2 separate regions of the Homo sapiens genome follow, and region 1 is linked to region 2. Evidence: chromatin contacts called from ENCODE Hi-C or POLR2A ChIA-PET data. All regions are on one chromosome and are shown on one strand. The core of a region is the stretch at or near the end of the contact, and the rest is flanking DNA. Distances in the headings are between cores, read along the strand shown. Region 1 holds the start of FLJ13224 (a long non-coding RNA gene). Region 2 overlaps FAR2 (fatty acyl-CoA reductase 2).

Region 1 (3,878 bases), core at 193-2,692, 2.2 Mb before region 2:
AGTGGAGCCTGGGCATAATTGAGGAGTCGCCGGAGTTGAGGGATCCACGTTGAAGGTGACAATGACTTTTCTCCGCCGCAGTGTTCTCTCGCGGAAAGGAGCCCGGCGGCCGAAAGGCCCGAGAGGAAAGCGACTCGTTGGCCACCGCGCAGCGGCCGGGGTCGGTGCGTCCGCGTGGGCGCGAGGCGCGGGCAGGGTCGGGCGCCGTTGTGAAACCTCGTGGTTTAGTTGACTGCAGCCCTCGGACTAGGGTGGACAATAAACGCCATTCGCTCGGAAACTAAGTTGCCATCCGCTTCCGAGCTGGCGGCCGAGGGTCTTTAAATCGGCCTTTGGGGGTCAGTGCTGGGCTCTGCCGGAGCGCACGCGGCGTGGCGTTGTTTGCTCAACTCCGGAGGGATGCGGATGCGACAATGAGAGCAACACGCGGTCGCTTAAAAACAGCCCGTCTTCCACTCGCCTGCCCTCTTCGGACCGCGCCCAAGAGCCTCTGGTGTCCGGGGTGCTTTCGGAGCCCGAAGTTTTGCTCCCGGTGCGTTCACCTGTAGCGTAGGTGTGGGCGACACCGCGAGGGCTTCCCGTTTATGGGCGGCCGTCCGCGCTGTAAGATGGCCAGGGAAGCCAACTTGGCTGGAGATGGAGGCGGCGGCGTTGTGTACGCCGCGGGAGTCAGTGAACTCCGCAGGGCACTGCTTTTTGTGCTCTACGTGACAGACCACGTGCTTCGGGCTGCGACCCTGGTCCTTGTCCGAATGTCCAGCCCCGCGTGAGCCGTGGGATGCGGCCGCCGTCGGGCAGGTCCGGCCGGCAGGACAATGTGGTTTGCTGATGATGGCGTCTTGCCAGTTTAAAAAGCAGAGTGAAAGTCGCCAACTCTCCGCCCGTGCGGGGCGGATACTCCGGGCGTTTCTCATCAAGGACACTGCAAAACTTTGATTAAATGGGCCTGCTCCCGAGGGGAGGGTCGGGGGGCCAGGCTCCGGACTCTTCGGGGCGCGGGGTCCGGACCCCTACCCAGGGTGATCGTCCAGTGTCCGGCCCCTGCGAAACGCTCCGACATCCCTGATGCTGCACGTAGGCAGCGCCCGGCTGGACAGAAAACAAAGGGCTGCATGTGCCCGTGCGGGCCCCCGGCGCTCGGGGCCGCCGCCTGGGCGTAGGGCCGTGCAGGTCGGAGGCCCTCGAAGTTCGGGCGAGTTTCGGGAGGGGCTTTTGTCCCTCAGCCCCCTCGTGGGGAAACTTTGGCGGCGCTACTTGTGCGAGGTGCCATGCTGGTGCGTAGGGAGGCGGCGTGCTTCCCCGCTCCGGGCGTGCGGGCGGGCGACCGAGGGAGGCGGCAGTGCCCGGCGCTTCAGCCCTGGCGTCGGGGGTTGCGACGGCCGAGGGTTCCGGGGAGCTTGGCCCGGACTGCTCGGCCGGTTTCTCGTGGCCCGGGAGCCTGTGTCTGGGAGGTCTGTGGGTTCGCCTTTGAAGTCGAACTGTTGCCATGTTTGAATTACGTCAGGGCAAAGCCATGAGGAGGAACAAGCCCCGGCAGCGCGGCGTGCGGGAGGCGCGGCCTGCGGGAGGCGCCGGGCCGGGCTGGCGCGGGGCCCGTTGTTCCGGCGCAGGTGAGGGAGGTGGCGGCGAGCGACGCGGTTCACCTCCCGCTGCCCTCGCCCTCGCCCCGGCGAGCGGCCCCCGCAGGAACTTTCCTCCCGACGCGAGATGTCTTATTTACCAACAAATCCACCAGGGAGCATTCTTACTTGCTGGCTCGGCGTCTCTCTCGGCAGTCACCGGAGTGCCCGAGGGGGAAGCACGATTTACGGAAGGTGGGGACCCGAGGGCCCTGGGAGGAGCGGGGAGGCATTTTACTGCTTTCAGAGAAACGGGTGAGGGCGGCGAGCACCTCCTCCCCAGCCGAGCTGTGGCCCGCAAGTCCAGGGGACCCAGCCCCGACGACGCCCGATAAACCACCGTGGGGAAGTTCCGGGGCTCCCTGTTGCCCTACTAAGGGAAGTGAGGACTGTGGGCGAATTGTGCGTGCGGCCAGTTTCTTTGTGTGTTTCTAGGGGGTGGGGGGAGCGGGGAAGGGCAAGGTTTGTTTTGGTGTAGGGGGAGTTGGTTTCTTGAGGTGGTAGGGCGGTGCAGTTTGTTCTGGTAACTATGACCCTAGTCAGTTTCTTTGTTTTTATTTTCTTCCTGTAACCTTCCATTACTTCAGGCACTCGGAAGATTAGGATTTACTCTTGAGTTAAACAGGGACCCTATCCGAGACAGTTTTACCCCAGCAATTCTTTCTCCCCCTTCTTAAGTTGTCCTAAGGAGGGTTAAGAAAAGCTTTTCTTTTTCTTTTAATAATTTAAAAATGAATTTGACCTTGTTATTCAGAGTACGCTGAAAGCACCTGTTTTTGAACTGGAATTTGCCAGACTTGAAAAGCCTTTTAAAATTTTATGTCGCAAAATTGAACACATTTAGTTGCCCAATCTAAAAGTCTGGGAGTTTGTTTCTGGTGGAGTTTCGGAGAAAACCCTCATGGCATTTAAAGTATTTATATAATGATTTTGGGAAGGGGGATCTTTTTTAGGCGAAAGGTATGCGTGACTCAGTGTTTGGTGGTTATTCAGTGCCTTAGGATGACCTTGAAGAAGCAAATGTTTAGGGAGTTGGGCCTTTTGGAAACATTGTAAGGAGGCTGGGGAGCTGGCTGGGGAGGAAGCTGCTCAGGAAGATGACACAGGGTAACGGCTAGCTTCTTCCCAGATCCCGTGAACTGTGGTTGACCTTCTGGTTACCTCTCCTAGATTTTTCTTTTCAAGCTAACCTTTTCTTTTTTTGTATGTGGCCCCAGGCATAGCTCAAAAATTATGCTGGTTTGACACATGGATGCTTCTTTGGTATTTGGGGTTTGCCTGTAGTCTAGACATCCGATACCCACCACCATATCTGTTGCTTCTTTCCTGATTTCTCCTGCATTTGAATCATGTGTAAGGCCTAGAATCTAAGTGATCATTACTAGGAAATAATACCCTTGAATGCCCCTGCCCCCACACACCTAAAAATCGATACTAGTTGAAATCCATTTTTTTTCATTATTTTGTTATTAATAAACCTATTTTTCCCAAGTTTTGGTTGACCAAATTACAATACCAAAAGGCAACCTATATTAGTACATTTCTGTAGTAAATAGAAAGAGCATGTCAGGAAAATGAAAAACTTTGGACCTATTTTTCCCAAGTTTTGGTTGACCAAATTACAATACCAAAAGGCAACCTATATTAGTACATTTCTGTATTAAATAGAAAGAGCATGTCAAGAAAATGAAAAACTTTGGATTTAATAACTTTGGCTTTCCTTTCGCAGCTATTTCTCTGGGTCCTGTATTTAAAATGCATATGAGGTGCTTTGCAAATACGCTGAGATTGTTTGAGTTGTTTTTCTTAATTAGTATTTCATAGCTAAGTTATGGCTAGAATTTCCATTTCCTAGCAGATTTCATATACTACATACAGAGCTTAATGGTTTTTGTTTTACTAATTAGATGATGTAAAACAGAGATTTGGATTATCAATGTGAATGAATTCAGGGTGGGAAAGACCCACAGACAAGGTCTCTACTGCCTTCTCTTTGTATTGCTTTTGTGGGAGGTTGGAGATACGAAGTTCAATTGGTAGAATATTCTAGATCACTGGTGGACAGCAGGCCCCAAGTCTGTCTGTCCTTGCACAGTATTCTTAATTCTGTATATCTGGAACCTGAATGGTCAATTTTTTTTTTTTTCCCCCAGAGTGGTTATCAAGTCCTGGGAAATCCTGACTCATAGGGCTCAAACTCAGACATATTTATGTCAGAGAAGCAATTTAAGAACCATTTTACATGTAAAATAAAAGTTT
Region 2 (4,182 bases), core at 910-3,409:
AGCAGGAAAAATCGATTATTGGCAAGATCCAAATTGGGAGTAACAAATAAAAAGGGTAGGAATAGAAGCAGTTGGCAAGGGTACTCTTAAAGTAATTGACCTAGGCTACACAGAGAAGGAAGCAAGATCCAGAGGAAGCTCATTGACTATGAGAAAGTGCATATGTTTATCTGTATCAGGGGCAGGGATCGTGGGGAGTTTAAAGAATGAAAGTCCTGCTGAACTGGAACCATAGCTATAGGGGGAGAAAGAAACTAAGAGAGCTGGAAGTAAAGAAGGTCACTGTCCAAGAGTGAACTGTCAGATTTAGAGATTTCAGATATAGCTGTCTGGAGCAATGTCAAAGCCTGAGGACTTGCCTTGGAAGTAGGTTTCTAAAAATCGGGTGCTTTAGTGCTTAAAATGAAAACTGATGAAAGTGTGAGGTCAAAGCATCAGAGTGCTGAATGTTCATCCACATGGACTTCAATGTTAAGAATACTCTCAGAAGTAGGAAAGGAGAGGACATATGTGAGCCACATATTTGATAAATATCAGGGAATAATCTGGAGGTGACGGGCAACAGCAACAAGGACTGACAGAAGCTATGGAAATTGCCAAAGAGGAGAGGCTTTCCTTTTGGTCAGAAAGCAGAGATCTGCATTATCAACATGGAAAGATAAGACAACACTTGGTCCACCTCACAAGGTTACTCAGGGACTCACATAAAATAATGGACATAATAAGTCCTCCAAGGAGTGTTAAATGTAATTTAAATGAAAATTACTATTATCATGTATAAAATTATGTATAGATATAGATATTAAAGTCTGTACACACACACACAAAAGACCTTATCAGTCTTAGATACTGTCAATACCATTTACTATTAATATATCAGCAACTCTTATAATTTACATCTTAGACTTTATATTAACAATTCTCAAAGCATTTCATGCACATATTTCAGTATCTTCTCACAAAAACCTTGGGAGATAAATAGTGTAGATGTTGTTATTCACAGATGAGGAAACTGAGGATCAGAGACAAGTAGTGATTTGGCTAAGGCCGCTGTTAGTGACAGAGCCAAGACTGAAATTTTGATGAAAGAAATTTACAACTTCTAACTGCTATAGGACAGGAGAAAGCTTTTTACCAGGTGTTTATTTGCTTCCTGTTTTTCCTATACAACAACATCTAGGACATTTGGACACCTGATAACTCTGTTCTATATTTTTTTTCTTAATTACCATGTATTAGAATATTAGAACTCTGTGAACTTAAATGTATTGAATTTGCAAGGAAACTCTAACCTCAACAGCTAATTTCCTCTTCAAGGCTCCAAATGTTTACCTATTTGGTACAACTGCTTTCCAAACTGTCCTTGATAACAAAGACACTCTGTTCTTGAAAAATTTGATCATCGAAAAAGAAGAAAATCATTTTTCATTGATTTTCAGGCAAATATGATGCTACTTTTAATAGAAATGTGTCTACTACATTCAAACAAAATGGGAATATTTCAACACCCAAAGCATTCTTTAGGTTAGTTCTCAAAGGAGATTTTTGAGTTGGAACTCTCTCCTAACCAAAATTATGCTTTCAATAATAACTATATTTTTATGTTAATTGCTTGCTTAATGATTACATTTTAAACTTTGTGGGCCTAATTTTCCTCGTCTGTGATCCCTGGGATTGATGCGACAAACTTTTTGTAAAGTGTCTTGCACTTGTGAAACATTCAGTAATTAGTAAGGGTGATTTTAATCAGCCATAATTTGTAATTCTGAATTTCATCCTTAGAGTATTTCCTTCTTTTGTGTAAAATGTATCACTAGGGTGACACCAACAAGAGAAAATAAACTATTGCAAACTTGAATGGTTGCAAACTTGAAACCACAGCCTAACGTAGGAGAGGTTTACATACTAATTACTTAAAATGTGAAGCAGATAGGGAATCATCTCCTTAAGCAAGATACAAATACCTGAAAACAAAGAGAAAATATTCAGCAACTTCAGCTACATTAATAGTAAGAACTTCTGTGCTTCAAAAACACACAAAAAAGGAAGTGAAAAGACAATTCACAAACTGGAACATATATTATAAACCAACAGTATGAGTCATCGTTAATCTGTTTATGACACCAGGCAACAGCAAGTAAATAGTTCTGTAAGGAACTCCACTCATACTGCTTTTACTGCTAGGGTGTCCAGCTTGCTACTGTGTCCCTGTGATTTAAAAGACACAGGAAAGATACATCTTTAGTTTAGTTTTGTTTTTCCTGCTTCTTTAACATCTCTCTGCATCTTGGTTCATGCACAATTGGAGACTCATCACACGAACAGTCTAAGACTCGTCAAAGTCATGCAACTAGAACAGGGTTCTTCAGTAGCCTCTGTGTCTGTCCTACTCCTCAGTTCATGGCTCAGAGCTGGAGCTCCCTTCACTCTCCCCTCCGTTCTTCCCTCTTCTTAGCCTTAGATATGCCCTTCTCCTTTTCCCGTCTCTGCAGGGCCAGCCGGGGTGTCCAGAATACCAAGGGCCTTCAGATGTTGGATGACCAGTATGTCACCAATATCACACCCTGTGAGGGAGATGGAAACTAGGCCTGCTGGTACCAAGAGTTGGGCTAGGGAGGGAGTGAGGGTGGAGGACAAAAGAACAGGGAGAGGAAGCTAGCTCATCCGAGAACTTTGATGCTAAATTTCCTTTTGGAGCAGAAGCCAATTCCTGTCTAGATGCAGGCATGAGAAACAAGCAAAATGGCAGCAGCCGCGTCGGCAAAAGTAAACCCAGCTGTATTCCTAGGGACTAACTGCCTCATCAAGGCCTCGTGCCTGCATAAGTGAAGAATGGGAAAGAGACCTAAATAGGTGTACTATGCAATTCCTGATTGTTCTTCCTAAATGAAGCTTGGTGCAATCGATTTTGAAAAAGCTAAATGGCCTTAATAATAAGGGAAACACTTCCATAGTACTGTATTACGTGTTGAGCTCTGTCCTAAGCAGGTAACACACACGAACTCATTTACTTCTCAGTACAGCCCCTTAGAGGGTATCTATTATTAGGTCAAACCATATGAAATTGCCAACACTCAACCATTTTGACCTACAAAGGGCAATTGTGCATGGTTCAATCTGCATTTCACCTGCATTTTACAGATGAAGAAAGCCAAATGCAGAACATTCAAGTAACTTGCTAGTAAGTGACAAACCCTGATCTAGGCAATAGGGCTCCTGTTTCTGTGGCCGTGATTAACTGTGGAAATATCTGCCTCTCTACCACACTGAAATAAAATGATGGAAATGGTTTCTTCCAACCTAAAAATTCTATCCACGAATCTGTCTCCCAGTCTCCACACACCTATCTCTTCTTGACTTGCCTGTTTCTTTTGAAATGATATCACTGCTCACTCAGTCACTCAGCTGGAAATCTAAGAATGGATTTTGATTTCTTTATTTCTCTACCACCAGAATTCAAATCATATTTATTAAGTCTATCTCAGCAGAAGCTGCAGAATCATAGGACATGAGAGTGGAAAGGAACTTTAAAGATAATCTAGTCGTTTATCTGATGTAGACATAGAGCACAATCAGGACAATAGTCTGAACTCCTGGGTTCTGGTCACTGCTCTTCTCTGTCTACTACAGTTGTCACAATGGACAAATGCTGTGGATAATACCTCTTTGCTTCTCCAGAACTTCGGGACCAACTGTAATGCTGTAACTCTCACATATGACAATAGCTTGACTCACTAAACACATACTCAGTGTCAATCACTCTTCTAACGGAAGAATGAATTAGCAGATCAACTCTATGGTGGTTACTATTATAAACCCCATTTAACAAATAGAAAACTAAGGCACAGAGAAATAAAGTGATTTGTCCACGGTCACACATCTTGTAGACTAGCTCTAGAGGCTATGTCCTCCATTCATCCTTCATCCTGTCCTATCCTTCAGTGGGCAAACCTCAGACTTTGAGAAGGGGTTCCCAGGTCTCCCCTCACTCTGGGCTGAGTTGAATGTCCTATCTGCCAAACTCTCACAGCCTCTATTCATTATCACATTTATGTAAGTGACTACTTAGTTGTCTATTTTCTCCACTGGATTGCAAATGCCTTCAGGGCAATGACTGTGTTTTACTCTTCTTAATATTCACAGAATTTAATACAATACTTGGTACAATAATCATTGAATAAA

Evidence for each region. Hi-C counts contacts between places; a loop is a spot of excess contacts on that map. ChIA-PET counts read pairs that join two places held with the same protein, here RNA polymerase II (POLR2A). Pooled maps may share reads with other maps.
Region 1: a pooled map shows a loop between it and region 2 (5-fold over the local background). The contact joins the promoter of FLJ13224 here to the enhancer-like site in region 2. A Hi-C loop is called at or near these places in 1 of 37 single-sample maps with no recorded cell type and 1 of 50 pooled maps. POLR2A ChIA-PET finds 5 or more read pairs at or near these places in 1 of 52 experiments (activated T-cell).

Annotation. Positions count from the first base shown.
Region 1 is chr12:31,321,880-31,325,757 of GRCh38, reverse strand. It overlaps FLJ13224 (a long non-coding RNA gene), which reads right to left and starts at 1,442. Exons shown (of 1, transcript NR_026806.1): 1 at 1-1,442. All of the region lies in intron 1 of SINHCAF (SIN3-HDAC complex associated factor), which reads left to right. RefSeq lists an enhancer at 1-519.
Region 2 is chr12:29,162,893-29,167,074 of GRCh38, reverse strand. The region is part of intron 1 of FAR2 (fatty acyl-CoA reductase 2); the gene reads right to left. Among named protein-coding and RNA genes, the nearest start is that of FAR2, 16 kb to the right of the region's middle. Within about 2 kb of position 2,159, at least 10 of the 41 ENCODE cell types and tissues checked have a DNase peak (open chromatin) inside an H3K27ac peak, as active enhancers do.